Linked DNA regions of Homo sapiens: region 2 is linked to region 1. A link is an interaction called in ENCODE POLR2A ChIA-PET data of the cell type or tissue named here. Cell type or tissue: K562. All regions are shown on one strand. Links, peaks and the distances in the headings refer to the core of each region. The heading gives the core; the rest is flanking DNA.

Evidence for each region. Peaks named below come from ENCODE experiments on the same cell type or tissue, not always from the same donor. Only the 100,000 strongest peaks of a DNase experiment are listed, where the experiment ranks them.
Region 2: POLR2A ChIA-PET joins it to region 1 with 10 read pairs; 7 of 35 experiments call an interaction of 5 or more read pairs at or near these places.

Annotation. Positions count from the first base shown.
Region 1 is chr20:47,893,384-47,896,291 of GRCh38, forward strand. No RefSeq gene overlaps it. Among named protein-coding and RNA genes, the nearest start is that of LINC01523, 88 kb to the right of the region's middle. RefSeq lists an enhancer at 1,003-1,939. In K562, for the core only: no CTCF peak of the experiment used is centred there; no DNase peak of the experiment used is centred there.
Region 2 is chr20:47,839,485-47,842,392 of GRCh38, forward strand. LOC105372636 (a long non-coding RNA gene) reads right to left here. Exons shown (of 3, transcript XR_936785.3): 2 at 2,656-2,873; 3 at 1,500-1,851. Among named protein-coding and RNA genes, the nearest start is that of SULF2, 55 kb to the left of the region's middle. RefSeq lists a silencer at 2,528-2,728. In K562, for the core only: no CTCF peak of the experiment used is centred there; no DNase peak of the experiment used is centred there; H3K27me3 peaks cover 92 bases.

The DNA of each region.
Region 1 (2,908 bases), core at 223-2,722:
TGATAGGTGAATAAATATAAATTATTCTATTAGGTTGATGCAGCAGTAATTCCGGCTTTTGCCAGTAAAGGTAATGGCAATCAAAAGCGGGAGGAGCCGGAGCTGCCATTCATTAAAAGCAATGACAAAACTGTGATGACTTTTGCACCAACCTAATAGAATAAATTACGAGTGCGCAAAACGCTGTGATGGGAAAGTTCCAAGTGCCAGGATAGCATCTAGCTTCCTGGAGTCAGGAGATGGGGGTTTTCAACCTAAGCAAGGTTAAGTCCAAGTGGTGGGGGCAGGCGGGGGGCGATATTTCAGGGGAGACTCCAAGGATGAATGGAAATTAGAAAAGTGAACGCAGATGGTGAGGGGGGACGGGTTTCAGGCACAGAGAACAGCATGTGCAAAGGCCTGGGGGGAGGACATCGTGTGTTCATGGACTGAGGGGCGGCCAGCAGGCTGGAGCTGAGCCGGTGGAGAGGAGGATGGGGAGCCGGGGAAAGGCGCTCCATGCAGGGGGCACAGCAGGGGCAAAGGCCCGGAGTCAGGCCTGAACCTGTGTGGTTTGAGGAAGTGACAGAGGCCTGTCTGGGAGGAAAGTAACAGCAGAGGGGAGACCATAAGGTCAGGGCAGAGGGCAGGGCCGTGCTGGGCACTGTGGGCTGTGGATAGGACCTGGCACGTATGCTCGGGTGAGGGGAACGTGTTAGAAGATTTTAAGAAGGGCAGGAACATCTGGGGATAATGTGTATTCTAGGAATCTCAACCAAGTAAATTCATAGTTTGAATGTTCACAAGACTTCTGCACAGGCAAAGTGAAAGATCGTTTCTAGAGCTGTGAGATAAGATCATAGTAAAAAAGAACTACTAAGTTTTTAAAGGTTATTTCAAATGATGGATTTCCATCTTACAAATGAATGCAAGCAGGTTGCAAGGTTGATGGAAAGTAGAAAAGTTTTCTGACTTGCGTGAACAGAAAAGAAACATCAATTTGAAAGGAAAACATTTATTTATTTACTTCCTCTACAGTTTTCCTGACTGCTACATTTCATGAGAAGGGATTGTTTATGAGGGTCAAGGAGCTGGAGGCCTGGGGAGGAGCTGGTGTTTCTGTTCAAGTTTGAGGGTCCTGGAGCTGGAGTCCAGGGGAGGAGCCGGTGCTGCCACTGATGTCTTAGGGTCGTGGAGCTGAAGATCCCAGAGGAGCCGGTGCTGCTATTCTAGCTTGAGTTTCGTGGAGCTGGAGACCCAGGGAGAAGATGGTGCTGCTGTTCTAATTTAAGGATCGTGAAACAGAAGACCCAGAAAGGAGCTGGTGCTGCCGCTGCTCAGATCTGAGGGTGTTGGAGCTGGAGACTTAGGGAGGAGACGTCTTGTTCTAGTTTCAGGGTCGTGGAGCTGCAGACTGAGGCAGGAGCATTGTTGTTATAGTTCGAGGGTCAGAAAGCTGGCGACCCAGGGAGGAGAGGTCTTGTTCTGGTCTGAGGGTCGTGGAGCTGCAGACCCAGGGAGGAGCAATTTTGTTGTAGTTCGAGGGTCAGGAAGCTGGCGACCCAGGGAGGAGAGGTCTTCTTCTGGTGTGAGGGTCGTGGAGCTGCAGACGCAGGGAGGAGCAATTTTGTTGTAGTTCGACGGTCAGGAAGCTGGCGACCCAGGGAGAGGTCTTGTACTAGTCTGAGGGTCGTGGAGCTGCAGACCCAGGGAGGGGCAATGTTGTTGTAATTCGAGGGTCTGGCAGCTGGCAACTCGGGGAGGAGAAGTCTTGTTGGAGTTTGAGGGTCGTGGAGCTGCCAACCCAGGGAGGAGCAATTTTGTTGTAGTTCAAGGGTCCGGAAGCTGGCGACCCAGGGAGGAGAGGTCTTGTTCTATTGTGAGGGTCGTGGAGCTGCCGACCCAGGGAGGAGCAATTTTGTTGTAATTTGAGGGTCCGGAAGCTGGCGACCCAGGGAGGAGAGGTCTTGATCCGGTCTGAGGGTCGTGGAGCTACAGACCCAGGGTGGAGCAATGTTGTTGTAGTTCGAGGGTCTGGTAGCTGGCAACTTGGGGAAGACAAGTCTTGTTCGAGTTCGAGGGTCGTGGAGCTGCAGACCCAGGGAGGAGCCATTTTGTTGTAGTTCAAGGGTCCGGAAACTGGCGACCCAGGGAGGAGAGGTCTTGTTCTAGTTTCAGGGTCGTGGAGCTTCTGACCCAGGGAGGAGCATTGTTGTTTTAGTTCGAGGGTCAGGAAGCTGGCGACCCAGGGAGGAGAGGTCTTGTTCTGGTTTGAGGGTCGTGGAGCCGCAGACCCAGGGAGGAGCAATGTTGATGTAAGTTGAAGGTCCGGTAGCTGGCACCCTGGGGAGGAGAAGTCTTGTTCGAGTTTGAGGGTCGTGGAGCTGCCGACCCAGGGAGGAGCAATTTTGTTGTCGTTCGAGTGTCAGGAAGCTGGCGACTCAGGTAGGAGAAATTTTGTTCTAGTTTCAGGGTTGTGGAGCTGCAGACCCAGGGAGGAGCAAGGTTGTTGTAATTCGAGGGTCAGGAAGCTGGCGACCCAGGGAGGAGAGGTCTTGTTCTGGTCTGAGGGTCATGGACCTGCAGACCCAGGGAGGAGCAGTGTTGTTGTAGTTTGAAGGTCAGGAAGCTGGCGGCCCAGGGAGGAGAGGTCTTGTTCTAGTTTGAGGGTCGTGGAGCTGCAGACCCAGGGAGGAGCCATGTTGGTTTGAATGTTGTGGATCTGGAGATCCACGGAGGAGCTGGTGCTGCCTTTGAAGTCTGAGAGTCACTGAGCTGGAGATCCAGAGAGGAACCGGTGTTGCTGTTCTAGTCTGAACAGATCTAGAGTTCTGGGGAGTTGCCGGTTCTGCCTCTCAAGTCTGAGAGTTGTTGAGCTGGAGATTCAGGGAGGAGCCTGTGTTGCTGTTGTAGTTTGAGGGTCATGGAG
Region 2 (2,908 bases), core at 191-2,690, 54 kb before region 1:
TTTCTGCTGGGCCAGCAATTGTGCCCCTTGTGCTGCTGTATCTTGGGGTGCCAGTACGGGGTCTCCATAGGGATAGAGACAGCATCTCTGCACCAACCAGTGGGCACACAGCTGTGTTTCAGTACAAACACCTGGGCCAGCTGGACAACGCAGCCTGGGCTGAGCAGCTCTGATTTGCCTGAATCCCAGAGTTGGCATGGTGGGGTCATTCTTTCCAGCCAAACCAGAGAGCACGTCCTTGGGCAGGATGAGGAGTGCTCAGAGCAGGTGAATGGAGCTCTGCAGGGAATGACATCTCCTCCAAGAAGTGAGGGCCCTGAAATCAATCCAGGGACACTCTCTGAGCATCCCCAGGGTACACACCAGGCCTCAGGGAGCAGGGAAATGTCAGCCAGCAAGGACAGGTCTGTGCTCTGTGGATGGGCCAGAAAGAGGGGGTGCAGCAAAGGAATCATAGTCGCAGAGGAGAAAACGGCCAGAGTCACAGCCTGATTTGTCCCTTTCTCACTGGGTGCTGCCAGGAGTCCAGTCCAAGCCAACAACCCCCGAGCACAGGTATCAAAATGGACTGAGACCCTCTAATCGCCTCCTGGTGTCTTGAGATAGCCTCCTACCCACTGGCCCCCAACGCGGAGCCCTGCACTGGCTTCTCCAAGAAGAAACTGGGGGGCTGAGGGGCTGACTTGCGGGGACACCTTTCATTCAGTGCCCGAGAACCTGTTGAATGTTTAACTTATCCTTAAAAAACATGCCTGCCTCTTTGCATGTCTAACTCTCTGTAAGGAGCATGTGTTACTTTGCTAAAGAAGGAAAACATCACTCCAGACCACCTGTGCATTTAGCAAACACCAATTCCTAGCCCAGAGCAGATTTGCTGCTTCAAAAAAGCAAAAGCTCAAAACCCATGTGGAGACTTCAGAGGCCGCCTGGCCCCCAGCTCACCCTTTGGAATTCACTGACAGGTGTGTTTGTGGCTCTTTCTTCTTGGCGTCTGGTGTCAGGAAAGAGAAGACACAGGGACACCAGTTGGGGGTTTAATCCCATCAGACCCAATCTTTGGTTCTCTGTGCCCCTTACCTTATCCCCATCGAGACGTCGCTGGAGCTGAATGAACCACGAGCTGCTGCCCTGAGCAGGGAGTTGAATCCACCCTTGATCAGATGGTTGAAGCTGCGCACACCCTCTAGGGCCCTGCATGGAGATGGGGAGTCACACCTCGGTTTTATCTCACAGCAAGGATGACCCCTCACTGGGCACCCCAGCTCAGACCTCAAGGGAAACAGGCCCGAGGAAAGATGGGTGGAAGGATGGGGCCCCTGGTGGGAGGACTCACAGGGTAAGAGACCCCACCCACTCAAGCGATTCACACTCAGGGTCTTTGGGGCTCTCAGAGGAAACATTGGTTCACAGTGAACACAGTTCCAGCTATTCAGGGTCACAATTATCTGCAGCAGGCACAACCACCCACTCTCAAAAGTTGAATTCAGTAAGGCAGAAACTTAAGCTCAAGATGGATTTTTATTGAAAATGATTTCTGTAATCATGTTTTATTTACCTGTATTTACAGATTAAAGTTTGAATATGGCACCTTAATTCCTTATCAAAGAGAAAGAATGCATATCTTGTGGTAATGGGGACCAGCAGCTCCATGAATCGAAGTTTTCTGTGGCTTGATCTAGTTCAGAGTCTGAGTGATACATGTGCCAGCAAAAGCCTCTGGTAAACAGGGAGCAGCGTTACAGCCAGCAGAGCCCAAGTGCTTGCGGAGCTGATGGAGATTTAAGGGAGCAGGTTCGAGCTCCTCCTGAGGCGGAGTGAGAGGAAGGCTCTCCCCATCTCCTGAGTGTCAGGCTGGACTCAAAGGGGAGAGAAAATATTTTAAATAAACAAAACACTGTCGTCGCAATAAAATGTGACAATTCTCTTCCCTTTCCTTTTTTTCTTTTCTTTTCTTTTTTTTTTTTTGACACAGGTTCTTGTTCTGTCACCCACCCAGGCTGGATTACAGGGGCATGATCTTGACTCACTGCAGCCTCAACCTTCCAGGCTCAGATGATCCTCCTGCCTCCTCAGTAGCTGGGACCTCAGGCATGTGCCACGTCTGTTTTTTTTTTTTTTTTTTTTTTTTTTTTTTTAGACATGAGGTCTGGCCACGTTGTCCAGGCTGATCTCAAACTCCTGGGCTCAAGCAACCTGCCCACCTCTGCCTCCCAAAGTGCTGGGATTATAGGTGTCAGCCACCACACCTGGCTCCCTTCTCTTTCTTTTTCACCTGACAGTGTCTCTGCATCCCCATCTCTTAGCACTCTCCTGACTTCTTAGATACCCTGGCCTCATCTCTGATCTGCCTGATCTCTGGCCTTAGCACTTGCTGTTCCTCCCACCTAGCACACTGTTCCCTCAAATCACCCATGGCAGCCCCTTCTTATCCTTCAGGACTCAGCCCACATGTCACCTCCTCAGAGAGGCCTTCCCAGACCACCCAAAATGAGACAGTAGCTCCACCCCCATGACTCTTTATCCCATCTCCCAATCTGTGTCCTTTGTTGTATTTTTCACAGTCTGAATGATGTTTATGTGTTGACCTGCATGCTGTCCATCCTCATAGACTGGAACTTCCTGAGAGTGTCATGAGATCAGATGGCTCTTACTCACCGCTGTGTCCCAGACACCAGCACAGCAGCCTGTGTTTAAAGGTGGTCCGTCAATGTTTGTTAAGTGACTGGACAGATACGGAAGTGGACGGTTACACTGACAGTTTTTACAGGGGGACGTGTTGCTTTGCCTTTGACTTGTTCCATTGTCCTCGTATGTAACGTGGGCCTGACCGGGAAGAGGTGGTGCCTGGACATGACGAAAAACTTTCACACGATCTGTCGGACAACAAACCACATAAGTATCCCTTCTC